2 separate regions of the Mus musculus genome follow, and region 2 is linked to region 1. A link is a loop called in an ENCODE intact Hi-C map of the cell type or tissue named here. Cell type or tissue: heart. All regions are shown on one strand. Each heading gives the region's core, and the rest is flanking DNA. Links, peaks and the distances in the headings are about the cores only. Region 1 holds the start of Col15a1 (collagen, type XV, alpha 1). Region 2 has its middle 21 kb from the start of Gm52731.

Region 1 (8,330 bases), core at 32-8,031:
CTGCAGGTACATGGACTCTTCAGTGTGCGCTATCATGTAACCCATAGGAATGCACCTCTGTAGTGCTTGTCCCTCTCCTATGTTGATGACATCATACTAACCGGAGCCTGTGAGCAGTGAGTGATAGACACCTCAGATACTGGGTCAGGCACATGAATGTGTGAAAGTGTGGAAGAGAAATTCCCTTCTCTCATCCTAGGCTCCCCAGACAACAGCATCTGGGGCAAGTCTTAGGTGCCACTGTACAGTGAGTATCATCTTAGAGAACAGGGGTGAAGTCCTGTGGTAGGGAAAAAGGAAGAGCCCATTAGAGGCATTAGCTGTGTGCATTGTGAGAGAACATTTCAAATGACTTGAGAAATTCCACAAAATGTGGCTGGAGGTGTAGCTCAAGGGGAAGAGTGCTCACCTGCTGTGTGCCCAGCACCAGGAGTATTTCCTGTAAGGGGGTGGGGGGGGGGAGAAGGAAGAGACCAAGAGTGAGAGGAAGGTTAAGAAATTACTGTTTTTGAAACACAGCATCTAGAAGAAAAAAAGAAGTATTAGCCATTTTCCATTGGCTAAAAAATTGGAAGGGGGAATTTAATCCTATCATGCTTGTAGACAGAATAGGCTCCAGGGCCAGAGAAAGCATTCAGGTAAAGAGATGTAGGTGCAGCCAAGGAACAATGGCCACTATGCACATAAATGACAAGAGAGAGGAGGTAGGAACACATTTGACAGGGCACTGGGTGTTTGCTTATGCACCCTCTCTCCTGTTTTCTCTTGCCTGTCTGGCTTGTCAGACTTTCAAATCCATCATTATGTGACATGCTGAACAACACGTTTTCTAAGCCTCCTCTGCATAGACACTGCTGAGGTCTCCTCAGAGTACAAGCCCCTCCTGGGCAGCAGACGTATGCAGAACAGTTGTGGTTTTCTCCTGGTCATCCAAGAGGCAGCCCTCTTCTCTGGCTACTTTAATAAGTTCACTTCTAGCAGGCTAGTGAACTCTGCCTTTTCTGTCCATTAATCAGATGCACAAGGCAGGCTTTGTGTATCTCCTGTGAGATACCAAAGACACATCCTACCCACATACTGAAGAAAGTCCAGTTCAGAATGCCGTGCACTGAGTCTTGGTAACCTTTTCTCGGACCAGGTCTGGGGTGCTCCTTCCAGGTTCCAGTGCCCTTCCAGCTGCTGGAGACAGTCTGAAGAATGCCCTTGCAGACAGAGCCTCCTGGAACATTTGGCTGGATTATAGGAAAATGGACAGTCTACTCATTTAGTCAAGTTCTGGAGAATTCAGGACATTAAATCCCCAGTCTCCACACGTCCCAGTCTTGCAGATTGGCCTGAACCGTGGTAAACAATTTAGACTAGCTGGGGTATGACATGACGCTTCCTTTTGGCTATTTCTACAACTCCACATTGAATGGAAGGAAATCACTTAAGCCCTCGCAGCACTGTCTGACAGGAGGTGGAATGCCTCACTTGGCTTCCTGCCCCATCAGTCCCACACCCACAGGGGACCCTCTCCCGCTCCCTCTCAGCTCCTAGGCCTGAGATATCTCCGGTCTTAGGCCATAACTCCCACCTTCAGGCCAAATTTCAACACAACAATCTTGCTTGCCTTTTCCAGGTGAAGGAGAAGTAAACCAGTACGATCGGCCAGGTTCTGTTTCCAGTCACCACATGAGAGAAGACCCAAGGGGATCTTTGTCTTTAGATTTCAAGGAGCTGGGTCTCGGGTGCTTACCTAGAAACAACAAATGTGTACACAGGACTTCTCTGAGAGGGCGGTAAAGGAATCTACTGCAGTATCCAGCACTGATGAGTTGAACCACAGTCAAGCCCCATCAGCTGAATACAGGATGTACCTTCCTCCTGGGGCAGGTCAGGCTTGTGGCATAAAGTCATCTTATATGTGTAACCAAACTGTATCTGTGTATTAAACATAAGCTCTTCCCTATCTCATTTAGACACGGCCGTCTCTCCATAGACCCCTTGTTTGCTCGTTTGGAACAGGGTGGTAAGCTCTCAATCCAGTTTCACTCTGACTTATGAGCAAAGACAGACTTCAAGTGTGGTATTAAGTAGGACTGGTCCTTTGTCTTGTTGATGGGTGAAGCAGAAAATGGTGGCAACCATGGTAAACTGGAGGATATTGCCCAACTGATGAAATTCCAATAAAATCTGACATCAAAAATGCAGGTTCCATGTCATCAGGTCTACCTGAATTCTAATAGTCCACAAATTTGGTTTTTCAATTTGTGTGCATATATTTGTATGTACATGCATGTAGGAGTGCCCACAGAGGCCAGAGGAGGGTGTTAGGTCGCAGGAACTAGAGTTGCTGGTGATTGTAGCCTACTCTATGTGGGTGCCTGGACCTTGGGTTCTCTTCGAGAGCACTACATGCTTTTAACCCCTGAGCCATCCTTCCAGCCCTACAAAATATGGATCTTAATAAACAGTTCATAATTATAAAATGTTGTTATTATTAACTTTTTAATTTGGAAGCTATCACTGACCAAACTTATCTGCGGACCACATGGAGACCCAGGCCACCTGTTTATAGCCACTGGCTCTAACTGTCAAACAGAACAACCTTGGGTGCGACAATTTCCTTAGGTAAATCTATCTAGGAAGTCAGTTACAGATCTGGCTGGTGCATTTTACAAGTAATAGAGAAATCCAGACCCAAGAAAGCCAATTCCCCATGGTTAATCATTTGTAACAAGTGTTATACCCATCACAGAAGGCACAAAAGGGGAACGAGAGTTCAAATCCATAGACAGGGTGAACAGATGTCAAAGCCACCTTAAGTGGGCAGTATCCTTAGAATGCCCCCTAACTTCCTTGTTAGTTCCTTGGAGCCCTCCTGGCTTCCGGTGCCTCGGTCCCTTAAAAGCCAATGGCTCTGCCTGTCTTGACCCTTGTGGTGTGTCCTCACCCCCACGTTTCCTGCAGTGCACTAGTTAGTAACTGCAAGAGCTCCTAAGGATAGCGTTTTTCAAGAGCTAAGCTCCCAATTCCTGCCTTCTGTGTTGCTTGTTAGTTAAAGGGTGTCTTGTTCCCAGCGGGCAGGTAACACACCTGACTCTATGTGCCTAGGTCAACATTGAGACCTTACTCTTTTCTTCAATGTTGATTCTCTTGTGTGGCTCACTGGATGGATGCCTTGGTAAATCGTTTGGCTTCTCTGGACTTCAGTTCCCCTTGGTCAAGGTTTTGGGATTCCAAAATATTCAGAGCACACCCCACGAGTCCTTCAAAGTCCTCGCTCTGTGTATGACTTCCGTCCCCACCGTGTTACTCTGGGGCATGCAAGTGGGATCTTGGCTGGCCTGCTGGGTGTGGCACAGCAACCAGGAGCGACTTCAACCGCGTAGCTTTGGGACACTGCCACTCCCCTCTGAATCTCAATAGCCTAGTCTGTCATGTAAGGAAACCCCAGCGATCCCAGCCGGCCCTGGGTTGTGGAGCTCTGCGTCTGCATGCGGGGCTTTCCTCGCGGGTTACATAAGGCTCTGGGGTGGCGGGAAGAAGGGGGCGTGGGGAGGCGCAGCGGGGACCGGCGGCGAGGTGGGGCACCGCGCGTGGGGGAGCGCAGGGCGCGGCGGAGTCGGGTTTCAGAGCGCGGGTGACTCAGGCGCGGGCAGCAGCGGGGATCCCGCCGTCGCCACCGAGCGCAGCCTTTGTTCCGCGGGCGAAGTACAGCTGGGGTCCGGCGGCTGCACCATGACACACAGGTAGGACCCGCGCCCCGCTCCCCCTGCACCTTCGCCTCACCTCCTAGCCGCCGCCTCACCTTCTCTGCCACCGCTTCTTGCAGGAGGACCGCGCAGGGCCGGCGCCCGAGGTGGCTGCTCTCCATCATCTCCGCGCTGCTCTCCGCTGTCCTGCAGACCCGCGCTGCGACAGGTAAGCCACAGCCGCTTGGGTTTGCGCGCCCGGGTGCTACGGCGCCTCATTCCTGGACATAAAAGGGAGTACTTGCTTGGCGCGGCGCACAGCCGTCTTGCCCTGGGTCCTCCCGGGCCCCCCGGGTTCCTAGGCGCTGAGATGATTGCCTCAGCGAAGGCACACAAGAGTGTCTGGGCTGGACGTGGCTCACCAGAGCGGGCAGAGAGGGGTTTTAGCTGTACAGTGACAACACACTGCCAAACTATCCCAAAGCGCGCTGGGCTCCCGCGCTGAGGTCGTGCGCACTGGGCTGTAGGGTGAGCAGGTCCCATGTACACTCAGTCCATGGGAAAACATGGTCTTCGGCAGGGATACCTTGACATCCTAGTCGTTCCTGACATAACAGAACAGAGTCGCTAGCGTGTTTGGTTCAGCCTGAGTCACTAGAGGTCCCCATCCCTGCCGGACAGAGGCGCAGTGGATGATGGACTAAGCCTGAGAAACTGATCTTTCTTTCTCTTCTATGGGCCTCAGTTTCCCCTGAGAGGACTCAGAAGCTGTTGGATTAAAGTGGGTCTGACTTAAAGTCGAACTGCCGGTGTGAATTGCGCCTCTGTTGGGTGACTGTGGGCAACATTTTTTCACTCTGCATGCCTCAGTTTCCTCATCTGAGAAGATCTGGTAAACTAGACCCTCATTGTTCCAGAAGCGTTGAGAAGTGTAACGGACAGATGGGAAATAATGTCCTTTCCATGAGAATAAGTGTCGGAAAGATACCTTGCTCTTCTCAGGAGTGCCTGTGTTGGAAAGCATTGTTGGGGAGGCTTAGGAAGTGGCAACTATGAAAGCCAGAACTCAAACCCAGTTGGGCAGGTTCCTGTCCCTGCTCAGCCTTTGCATTATGTACTCAGCAAAACCAGGCTTTTGGAACAACAGCCCTGACCCGCTTTGGACTTAGAGAAGTAGCGCATAGCCCAGTTGAAAACAGTGAAGGCGGAGAAGTGTTGTATAGTCCCCTAGGAAGCTGGTCCAGGATTGGTGGTCTTGTTTGACTCCGTAGTTACTTGAAAATGCCTGGTATCACTCCGCCCGTGATCTGCAAGGGAGCAAGGCGCAGATGCAATGATAGCTTTTCCTGCCAGGGCGCCCAGCCTGGTGTTTCTTGCAGATCAAAGGGCAGTTGGAGCAGAGTTCTGGCTTCTCCCAAGGATAGCCAGTGTGGAAACCTTGCAATTTCCCATATGACATAGGGCTTTGCCAAGTCAGCAGCAGAGGGCAGCTGATGACATCCAATGCCCCTTTGGGATTTGAAGAGGGCTCCTGGAGCCCTGAGCTGTATAGATCTTGCATGAGGTTTACACGGTTAATTCTTACTCAGCCTTGCATTGAATGAGGTCTGAATGAGTTCCTGTCTCAGTCACTATCCCAGGAGCTGGAGACTAAGGACTTAAGATATCCTATTCTGAGCACACTGAATCCAAGTCCTAGCTTTCTAAGAGTCTAGAGTAGGATTTGATCCAGGTACTCTTACTCCAGAGACTTTGCTGTCAACCATCAATCAAAAGAGTTTCCCAGACAGAGATGGCCTTAAGGTCCCCCAGTTCCCGGTGAATGCTCTAAAGGGAGTGTCCTCCTCATGAGAGGAGTCCGGTCCACCTCCAAAGCTCTTATATCCTGCTGTGCTTCCCATCTCCTTACTAAGAGAAGAGGCCCAGGAGGGGCTGCAATTATCCTAAAGCCACTCAGTTGTTCCAAGGTAGTTGTACCACAGTTGTTCTGTGGTAGACTGCAAGTCTGTGGGCTCTGAGGGACATTCCCCCTCAGGGCCACGGTTCAACTGGCTGTTAGGAAAAGAAGAGGGAAGGAAGGAAGGAAGGAAGGAAGGAAGGAAGGAAGGAAGGAAGGAAGGAAGGAAGAAGACAAGAAAGGTTTGCTGAACATGGTGGCACATGTTTGTAATCCCAGCATTTGCAATGCTAAGGCAAGAGGATTGTCAGTTCAAGGCTGGCCTGGGCTACTTAGCTAGACTATATTTCAATGGACACACCCCCCCAAGCCTTTATAGCTTTATAGGCAACAGCAGAGTTCACACCAGCCCCATAGATGCGGCTTCACAGACAGCGATACCAAGGCTCATTTGTCCATGAGCACTTGGCCTTCATTGGTAGAAGTCCAGCTGGAAGAATCTATGCTCTTGACCACTAAACTAAATGGTTAAGCTTGTGTCATTTCCCCAGTAGCTAGGCAGCTTCTTAAATACTAAATATTGATTACACCACCATCTAGTGACTCTACTCCTTTAATGTCTATTCAAGTGAAAGACAAATCATATGCCCACTCAAAAACTTTTATGTAGCCGTTCATAATGGCATTATACATAATGGCAAAGTATAGAAAGAAGCTGGGTCATTAACTGCTAAACAAATGAATAAATCATGGTATATCCACTAGCGAAATATTATTCAACAATAAAAAGTGAGGGAGCACAGACCCATGCTACAGTATGGTAAGTGAAGGTGGCCAGGTAAAAACCTGCAAGTTACCCGAGTCCACTAACAAACTTCCTTAAAGGGGAAAAAGCCACAGAGATGGAAGGTATCCTTAATTGCTTAGGCCTAGGGGAGAGAGCAGGGGTGACTAAAATGGGCAGCTGGGGACTTTGTAAGGCCTGGGCTGAGGTGCTGTGCTGCCACACCGATGCCTTACCTCACTTCACTGTCTTCAGCACGAGCAACACTGCAGACCTCAGCAAACCTGCTTAGGAAAACAAAAACGAATGCACTTTGCAGACATCCAATCTCAGGTGGGTGAAACTTCTTGTCTGGTTCCCGGACATAGAGCCTGCACATGGGTGGCCACTTCCAGACTGCCAGCCCCATCAAGTACTGGCTGCCTTGGGAAGGCTGTTCTGAGTCCTGGCTGCTCCTCTGGGTTTCCAGCTCTATTGTCTGTGCTGTCCCTGAATGCCACCATAGGCAAAGCTCCTATGGTGGGGATGGAACACAGGCATATGGTAATCTTCAGATAGTGGATTTATTACTAAGTAGATCTTTGCTCCTCCATGACCCAGTTTTGAGGATTGGAAAACCCAGGCTTTATCATGGACCCATTCTTTCAGTAAGCTGAGATGACTAAAGTCTCCTTCTGAGCCTCTATTTTACCATCTCTGAGATGGGATGGCAAGATTTGCTCAGCTCTGTGTTTCTTCTAGTTTTGAACACTGGACAATAAAACAGTATTTACGCCATCTGGTTCAGCAAACAGATTGAGCACACACTCAGCCAGGCCTCCTGCAGACTGGGAATAGGAAGGAGCCAGGCCCAGATCTCCCCTAGGAGGCTCTGAGTTTACAGGTAGAAAGAAAAGGTCACATCTCATTCCATATTTCTCTCATCCTGAGGGCTCCTCCGTCATGGCCTCTTGTGTTTCTGAAGGGTCAGGGCAAGGCTGCTGGCCAACATTGCAAGCTCTCTCCCAGTGAAATAGCTGGTTTGAAATGGCTGCTGTTTTGGAGGTTGGAATGGCTGCTGAAGCAGGTATTGTTGTGCCTGTTAATAAGGTACTGGTGTGTTCAAATCATCTGCTTCCTTTGCTTTCTCCTGAGGGAACACCTTCACCTAAGAGTGCGCCTTGAAAGTCCAGCCCAGCTGAAATAGTAGGAAGCAGAACACCCGAGGTTTTGACCTGCCCTGGTTAGGGGTGGGGTTCCCTACCTCTCAGGGGTGATTGTCACCTGGACCTTTATAGTTGTCAGATCTGCTCATTGAAAAAAGAAGACAACCTAAACGCACATCCCTAAATGCCTGGGCTCTATCTTATTTGACTTTGAGCCTTTTCCACAAGGGATATATTTTTCAGTTTCTAGTTTTCTCTGAATATTAAGGTTTTGAGATTCCTGTGTGAGGCAAATTGTTTGCTCTGTGGTATAATAGTGCCCTCCGTGACTGTACCTGCTGTGAGTTTTCCGTTTTATTTTCAGCAGCACATGGGCTGTCATGTACCTGTGGAATCTGACAGTGGGGTATGACTGTTGTCGTGTGCATCTCAGGACATGTGTGTAGGAGGCATTTTCTTTAGTTTCCTATCCAGATGGGGTGCAGGGTCACAGGGGTGAATATTTTCCACATAAGCAGGTATGGCTGGCATGCCTTTCTCTGTTGTGGGCATCAGGAAGTGAGAGTCCCCATCCTCACATCCCGGCCAGCATCTGGCCTCATCACTGCATTTAATGTCAACATTTCTAACAGGCGCCAGGTAGAATCCTAATGAAGCCTGTATTTGTATTTTCCTAGCTCGTGCCTATGTGTATGTGTTTCTCTTCTCTCTGTGTGTGAGTGTGGGTTTATGTGTATGTGTGCACACCATCATCTTGTTCTTTTAAGACAAGGTCTCTCACCTGTCAGTGTAGACTGTCTCTCACCTGTCAGTGTAGACTGTCTCTC
Region 2 (8,330 bases), core at 159-8,158, 76 kb before region 1:
CAGGCGTGCCTTCCTGAGTGACACACTAGGTGGTGGTGTCAGCTCGGAAATAGGACAGTGCTTCTGTGGAAGACAAGACAATGGTTTTTAAACTCCTGTAGATGTGAGATCCATGGGCTGGGTAGATACCTGGCAGGCACCCAGAGGCCACCCAGTGCCACGTGTGGTTGTTGGGGGAGACGGGGGCTGTCGAGGAAAGGGTGTGCTTGCAGACACAGCAAACCAGAGCGGAATTGTAATGTTGGTGCTTCACACACTGTTTATAACTGTCTTCTGGATTCGGCTTGGTTGAAGTTCTGGAGGTGTCAGCGGGGCCTCGTTTTAAACTGAGCCTTCACAGCCTGGCTGTGCTGTGTTTGACTGTATTGGGTTCCAATCTTGGGAACAAGTGTTGAAGGTTTCACCATCTGGCCTGGCATATCACACCTGCAGTATTTACTTGACAAGAATGACTGGGAATACGGGCGTGCTTCCTGGTGGGCTGGGGAGATGGCTAAGTGGTTAGAGCACTGACTCCTCTTCCACAGGACCCAAGTTTGATTCCCAGAACCCACATGGCTGCCCACAACCATCTACAACTCCCGTTTCAGGAGATCGAACTCCCTCTTCTAGATCCCTCAAATGCCAGGCATGAGTGTGGCACACAGATACACATGCAGACAAAACACTCATAGAATAAAATTGAAATGAAGAACAAGCTGTATCCTCCATTTCTTTATTCATAGCTTTGGAGACTTGCTTTCTACAGGGGTTATGTTGTCTGAGCTTGTCAGGTCGGCGGGGGAGGGGGGCACTGTGGCTTCCCCTGTGCAGCTTTTACTCAGGATGATTATAATTACCACAACCAAAGCACTATTGTAAGCACATTCTACCAGTGAGCTCATTGGATTCGCAAAATACCTGCCAAGATGCCAGGCCACACAGACCCTGGCCCTGTTTTAGATAGAAGTATTGAAGAGGGCTGAGAACTGGTCTTAGGTCACATAGCACCCTGGACTTACTCCAGAGTTGAGTGGTTGCTGCTCTCTTGCTTCTCAGAGGGGAGAAAAAGTGACTCACAGGTCCCCAAGGGGCCCATAGCTCCCACACCCTGATGTTAGGCCGGCTCCTCAACTCTTAGCCCACTTACACAACAATAGCTATCAGCAGCCTGAATGAATGAGTCTGTCCCACTTGGAGAGCACAGAAGATTTTGTGGCTGATTTACATTTCTGTAGAGAGTTCCAGAACAAGAAGAAGCCAGGGACTGTGCCCCACGTGTGGAACCACTTAGGAGCCAGACTGCCGCTCCCTCGTATGTGAATGCACTGAGCAGGTAGAATTCCATCTGTGGCTTCACCCTCTACCATCTCTTTCTTTAAAACAGGGCAGGGGCTGGGGGACGTATTTCCTCAGTCTTGCCTTATGAGATCCCTGCTGCCCTGCTGGAGAGGCCACAGTCAGAGCCCACATCAGCTGTGATTGCTCCATCTAGCCCTTCCTCGCCATCTTCCACTCAGTCCCTGTGGAACGGAGGCTTCTGCCCCAACTGCTGAATCATGAAATGTCTGTGAATCATCTTGAAATTTTTATAAGGCAGGGGTCAGTGAGAGAGGCTGCTCATGGGAGCCTTAAGAGAGATTTCAGCACCCTACAAGGATATACCAGATGTGTGTGCCCGTTGGCACAGCTCTGGTGTGGTCAGTCAAGAAGGACGACAGAGCACCACTGGATTCTCATGGATCACAGAGCTGAGAACGCAAGTGACTGCTGTAGGCTCTGCAGGGACTTCAGGAGTCAAATGCTTACCTCTCCGTCCCTGCAGAAATCCCCCATCTGTGTCTCCAGCACACACAGCCAGCCTCAGCCTATCTCCTGCCACTAAACACACATCCTAACATACATCCAGGTGGTGCTGGCATAGGTCTCCCTGGGACTTCTATTCTTGCTCTAGATCTCATTGGAGGCCACCCAGTGTGTTTGCTCTTACCCCCTGGATGGTCCTTAAGAAAGCAGATGTTCTGGAGTCTCCTCTGCCCGAGGATAGCCCTCCAGCCTTGCTGCTTCCACCATCCTGCTGGGGTGTGGTTTTCATAATTTACGAGGGAGAGAAGCAAGTGCCAACATTAAATCTACATTTAACTGGAGGTCTGAATTAGCTTCTGACCAGGCCACACTGACCTCAGATACCTCAGAGGTGATGCAAGTGATGTTGCTGGGTAGGCTGTGGGATAGACAGGGCAGAATGTGTGTGTGTATGTGTGTGTGTGTATCTACAAGAAGGAAAAGGCCTGCTGATCACAATGGAACCTACCTAACATCCCACCACCCAGGAGGTGGAGCTGGGAAGATGAAGGGCTAGCCTGGGATATATAAGAACCTGCACCTCCCCCACCCACAAAGGTGGAGAGAGCTGGTGGTATAAAAGAACAAACTCCTCTGTTTTCCCTACCAGGAAGTCATAATAATAATAATAATAATAATAATGATAATAATAATAATAGTTTAAGATGGAAACATCTTGAGGAAGCTGGGTAGTATGCTATTTGAACATGGATGCAAATCCAGGAATAAGTATGCAAGCATGAGGGTGAGCTCTCAGTCTGGAGTGGGAACACTCACTGGATGGGAAGGGGAGGGCCGGGAGCATAGACCAAGCGGTGGTACTTTTTGCTCTGGCTTATTCCCAGAGATAGCTGGGGACAGAGGTGTCAGTGAAGAGAAACCCCATTGTTGCTCTTCACCAGGGTCCTGTGATGTCTGCTACAGCAGAACAGAAAAGCACAGATCTTCAGAGATGACCAAGCCTCAGCCATCCTCCATAGTTTTAATTTTTCAACTCGTCTTACCCATAATTACTTTAGCTCCCTGGAAAAAATTAGATTCCAAGAGTTTCAGGAAGTCTAAGGGTCATTTCGGTCCAGGGGCAAAGAGCGATGGGACAGGGGGCTGCTGTTTCTCAGAAGCCTCCTGAGCCACACATGGATTCTTGTTGATAAAAACTGTCATTCAGCCAGGTGTGGTGATTCATGTCATTAGTTAAAGCATTTGGGAGGCTGAGGCAGAAGGATTGCGGTGAGTTTGAGGCCAGCCTTGTCTACAGAGGAAGTTCAATAAATAAGAATAGCAAATAACATAAACAAATATACAAATAAACAAAGACAAAGATGTATCTTTAAGAACACCTCTAAGTGGAATCTGATTCCAAACCCTTATCAAGAGAGACAACTAAGGGCCAAGGGTGGACTTAGGTGGTCAGGAGAGGTGAGGTCGGGTGGTGCTGTAGCTGAGACTGGTGCTACCTTCAGTTTGGCTGCTTGGACTCTGGGCAAGCCACCTTACTGATGAGCCGCTCACAACCAAGGATAAGGAGAGTAGGGTCTGGGCTGGGAGGGAGCACGGAGCTTCATCTGAGTTAGGGTGAAATGCTGCTCCTCCCAACCCCCAAGCCAATTTGATGATGCACAGGGAACACTCACTGAGGGAGGGATGCAGAGCCCACCCAGGCAGGACTCCAATGTCTGAGACCTAGAGAGAGCTGGGGACAGAGTGGTGTCTGTTGCAGAGCTAAAGAGCACAGGCTTCCCTCCCTCCACAGGGGTGAATTTTCTTTATTCTTCTTCTCCAAAATTACTAAGATCTCTGAGGAGAATAAGAATCTGAGAGTCATAGGAGTCCGGGGGGATCATTTCCGCTGTCTTTTCATCGTGGAGTTGGGGTGCCACCCCAACCTCTCAAAGGAACCAGAAGGGGTTGGTTCATGCTTCCTGCCTGAAGACACGTGGCTCCTCTGAAATCCTCTGGGCTGGAATTTGGAGAAGCTGAGAGCTTGCCCCAATGTGAGTGGACTTCATTTCACAGCCTTTGGAACCAGAAACTGCAGGGAAATAAAAACTGCTTTTCTGGGTCAGAATCTGTGATGGTTCTGGGAACTTGTCCATAGAACAAATTGATTTATGGGGACCCAGCTGTGAGGAGCTGCACACAACAGGGCTCAGCGGAGATACACTCCAGATGTGGCCTCATTAAAGGCAGGGCTAGAACAATAGGGCCCAAAGGCATCCTCAGTCTATCAGGCCATGAAGACAGGGTGGCCAGGGCTCTGTGCTGTCACACCACTGTTGTCTTCAAGCTGGAAAGCCAGTGAGAACGTACTCTGTCCAACTCCACCAACTACAGATGGAAAACCAGAGGCCCAGAGAGGGAAAGTACCAGACCAGTGTCACACAGCGCCAGAACTCTCATTTCCTGTTGCTGGCCCAGGGTCTGTCCTAGCTCAATACTGTCTTTGATTCAAAGTAGAGCAGGCTTGATTCTGCCACCTTCTGATGGTGCCTTTGGGTCTATCCTGTTGCTGTGTTATCCATACTCTGAAAAAAAAAAAAACAACTTGAGGGAGAAAGGGTTTGTTTTAGTGCACAGCCCTATGAGGTCTGTTGTGGTGGGGAAGTCAAGGGAGAAGAGCCTAAGCAGCAGGCACAGTCAAGAAACAGAGAGGGGCGTGTAGCCAGTCTTTGGCTACTTTGTGGGTTCTTCTTTCTTCCACCCTGCCCCACCCCTTTGTTTCCACCCTTTCAACCCCAAGACTAGATAGGAAAGAAAAAAGGATACAGGGGAGAGGGGACAACATTGCCATTAGACTGCTTCCTGTTGAGTTCCTTGGGGCAAGTTTGATCTTTATCGTCAGGATACCTTAGTTTATTCTTTCTTCTTTGTGCATAACTACTTAAACCTCGGCCACCAATAACCAGCAGTATCCAACCAACAATAAGACCCTGGCTCTTATATACCCTCTGAAAAGTCCCCAGAATTCCAAATGTCACACAGTCGCAGAAACGATCTGCTGCTGGGAAAAATCACGCCCCTGCTAGAGCAGGAGGCACAGCATAGTCAGCTGCCGTGGACCACCTGAAGCAACAGCCTCATCTCTCACACCTGGGATTACGATGAAAACAGGTTCCTATAACATTTCTGTGTCTTTCAAAGGAACCAACCAAAATGCCAAAATTGTCACTGCAAAGGTGGGTGTTTATCGGTCCTCAGCTGTCTTCCTTCATTTTATACAACCCAGATTGCCCTGCCCAGGGAGTGACTCCACCCACACTTAAGATGGGTGCCTACATCAGGGAACTTAAGATCATCCCCCAGAGGCAAGGTCCTGTAGAGGCCTAGTTCCTGGGTGGGGTAGACTGAGTCATGTTGGTGATAAACACCAGCCATTGCAGATGGGGAGACTAGTCCTAGTGTAAAGAGCCACACTGCTGTTGACCTGAAGCCTGACTGACCCTAGAGCTGAGTGAAACACTCCCATCTCCACCGTGCCACCTGAGCTCCTAGGACCTCCGTGACCCCATCCTTGGGCCTCACACCCTAGAACTGTCCTCCTGGGTTCCTGTTCAGGGTGTCTGTTCTCTCTTGCAAGGACACAGGGAGCAGGCTTGGCAGGGATAAGGACACCTGCTTGCTCTGAATCTCTGATAGGAATAGATTTTGGCTTGGGAGCTTCAGAACTAAACCCACACCCACAGTCTCATACAAGGCTGGCTTCCTGAGGTGTGTGCCGCTGTGTTTAACACTTTATTCCCTTCATATGATTACAAAAAAATAAGCCAATTCTAACATTTCATAATTTCATTAAGTTGCATAATCTTTGATTTGCTTAATTTTAGTGCGTGTTTTTATTTACTTCCAATTTTTTTAAATAACAAAGTAAAAAATAATAAGAGCAAAAAACGTAAGCTCATTGTCAAAAATTTAGAAACTACAAAAACATATTATCAAGAAGCCACTCACTCTGTGTCCAGAGACAGCACCACTGGAGCATTCCCTCTAGCCTTCTGTTCACTTTCATTTTCTGCTTCATTTTGTTTTTGTTGCATTGTTGAAGGAGCCACCAAGCTAAAGCCATTCCACTTAGTGTGTGTGTGTGTGTGTGTGTGTGTGTGTGTGTGCGTGCGCGCGCACACTCGCACATGTGTGTGTGAGCATTTCAAATGCAGAAGAGAGAGGGGGTAGTGGGGAGAGAGAATATGTCTTAACTAAAAACGTACCCTTATTCTCTTTCATGCCCCACTGGTCTTTTTCTTGCCCCCAAGTAGTGCCTTTCTATTTTTATGTGATATTCATAGATATATAGAATGATAGATGGATAGATAGATAGGTAGATTATAGATAGTAGGAAGATACATATATATACATAGATTATAGATAGATGATAGATAATAGTATACATACATACATAGATTATAGATAGATAATAGACAGATTATATATAAATAGATAATAGATGATAGATAATAACTGATGCATAGATGATGGATAAATGGTAGATAGGTAGGTAGGTAGGTAGGTAGATAGATAGATAGATAGATAGATAGATAGATAGAGTACATAATCTAGATTCTACATGAGAGAAACATTTGTCTTTCCGACTCTGGTTGATTTTGTGTTTGACCTGATGATCTTCAGTTCTTGCATTTTCCTGCAGATGAAAACACCAGTCTTCTTCACAGCTGAGTAAAAAGCCATCCTCTATATGTACCACAATCTCTTTAGACATTTATCTGTGGCTGGCAATCTAGATTGGTTTCATATTTTGCCAACAGTCAATGGTGCTGCAGTAGACATGGATGTGCAAGCATCTCTGTGGTGGGGATTGAAGACTTTCAGGTCCACGTGCCCAAGTGTGCTGAGGCTGGATCAGAGACCCTAACAGTCTTTCCTTGACCACAGCTTCCTTTGCGTGGCTGACCATCTGAATGATGCCAGCACTCCAGAGGCAGAGGCAAGTAGATTTCTGTGAATTCAAGGCCAGCCTGGTCTACATAGTGAGTTCTAGGAGAGTGAGGACTATGTAGAAAGACCCTGTCTCAAAAAAAAACCAAAACAAAGCAAACAAACAAACCAAAAGAAAAGCCTTATGCCCAGTAAACACAGTCCATCCTCACGGGATGCAGAATTAGGCCCCTGGGCTTACATGCACAAACTCATCTTGCACCTTCCAACTCCTGGGAGAAATGCCTCGACTAAGCTTTGATCGTATTTGCCTCTTGCTAGCTAGCTTGCTTTCTGCTTGCCTTTTTTTTGAGAGAGGGTCTCATGTAACCCCAGCTGACCACAAATTCCTGATTCTTCTGAGGGCTGTGATTATAGGTGTGTGTCACTACACCCGGCTGTCAACTTTGTCATACATGCCAAAGTTTCTAACAATGATGAACACCATTTACTGTGTGTACTGCGTGTATGAGACACCATGATGACTGACTTTCATACATTGAATTTTCATGACAACCTCACAACGGAAGTGTTTGTACATTATAGATGCATGCTTTCGTCATTTCATTTGAGAGTTGGGGGATGTATACAGGCCAGAGGACAACTTGGAGGAGTAAGTTCTCTTCTTCTCCCCGAGGTCTTGAGGATGGAAGCCATGACATCAAGCTTGCACTTTTTATGTACAGAGCCATCTTGCTGGCCCTGTCGTGTTTTTCTAGCTGAGGAGAGATTGGTTCCCATCTGGGCTGAGGGATACTGAGTCTAATGAGATTATAGCCTTGTCTAATCTGGTCGCTTTGTCTCTTAATTTAGCCAGAGGAAACAGCGTCTCTCAGGACAGCCTCGTCAGGCCTGGCTCTCAGATGCTGTACTTTGCAGGGCAAGCCTTGGCACCTATGCTTGGTGTACCTGCCTCACTCATTCTGGCTCCCAGGCACCTCTCCCCGCTTCTGAAAATCTCTCAGACATAGCTGGGCTCATTTAGAATTCCTGGAAATAATAGTTTTCAATCCCCCTGTCCAGTGTGCCTGTCATGTGCAGCCCCTAATACTTGGCTGCTATGATAGTGTAAGGCAGTCTGCACTGGTGCCTGGGTTTCCTGTGCTCCTCAGCAAGCACAGTAGAACAATGTACTAAGAGTAGAGCCCGTCTAAAGAGGGCCATTCTACCGAGTCTGACATCTGGAGTGTAGAAGCATCTCTTCTCCCCCGCTATAGCCAAGAGATGGCTTCTCTTGGCTATGGACCCCCCCAGACCCCAGTCTGGCCCTGCTCTTGCCAGTTGTCTGTCGTTGGTGAGGAGACCCCGCCCATGTCCACTGCCCTCAGAATGGTGACACAGCATGGCTCTGCCTCTTCAGCTCTCCATCCACACCCACATGGCTCGGAGGAGACTTCCCTTCCGGAGGGTGGAGTTGCAGAAGCGCACTTTAAAATATGGGTTGGATTTTCATTTTTTTGGTTGTTTGCTAAATTTGGTCATAATCGTGTCTTCTGGTTCTAAAAAGAGTGAAAGGAAGCAGCTGTCCTCAGGGAAGGCCCTGCAGCAAGCAGGGTGGGGGAGCACCATGGGCCACT

The links. A loop is a pair of places that touch in the nucleus more often than their neighbours do. Peaks named below come from ENCODE experiments on the same cell type or tissue, not always from the same donor. Only the 100,000 strongest peaks of a DNase experiment are listed, where the experiment ranks them.
Region 2: a loop joins it to region 1, with 4 times the contacts of the local background. A loop is called at or near these places in 5 of 42 quality-filtered maps.

The regions. Positions count from the first base shown.
Region 1 is chr4:47,204,629-47,212,958 of GRCm38, forward strand. It overlaps Col15a1 (collagen, type XV, alpha 1), which reads left to right and starts at 3,384. Exons shown (of 40, transcript NM_009928.3): 1 at 3,384-3,734; 2 at 3,818-3,906. The coding sequence starts at 3,724. It overlaps Gm12426 (a long non-coding RNA gene), which reads right to left and starts at 4,998. Exons shown (of 3, transcript XR_001784287.2): 1 at 4,666-4,998; 2 at 3,794-3,958; 3 at 1-1,738. In heart, for the core only: a CTCF peak has its summit at 4,336; DNase peaks (open chromatin) are centred at 1,463, 3,503 and 4,321; H3K4me3 peaks cover 1,239 bases; H3K27ac peaks cover 611 bases; H3K27me3 peaks cover 6,937 bases.
Region 2 is chr4:47,128,672-47,137,001 of GRCm38, forward strand. No RefSeq gene overlaps it. Among named protein-coding and RNA genes, the nearest start is that of Gm52731, 21 kb to the left of the region's middle. In heart, for the core only: no CTCF peak of the experiment used is centred there; DNase peaks (open chromatin) are centred at 1,070 and 3,870.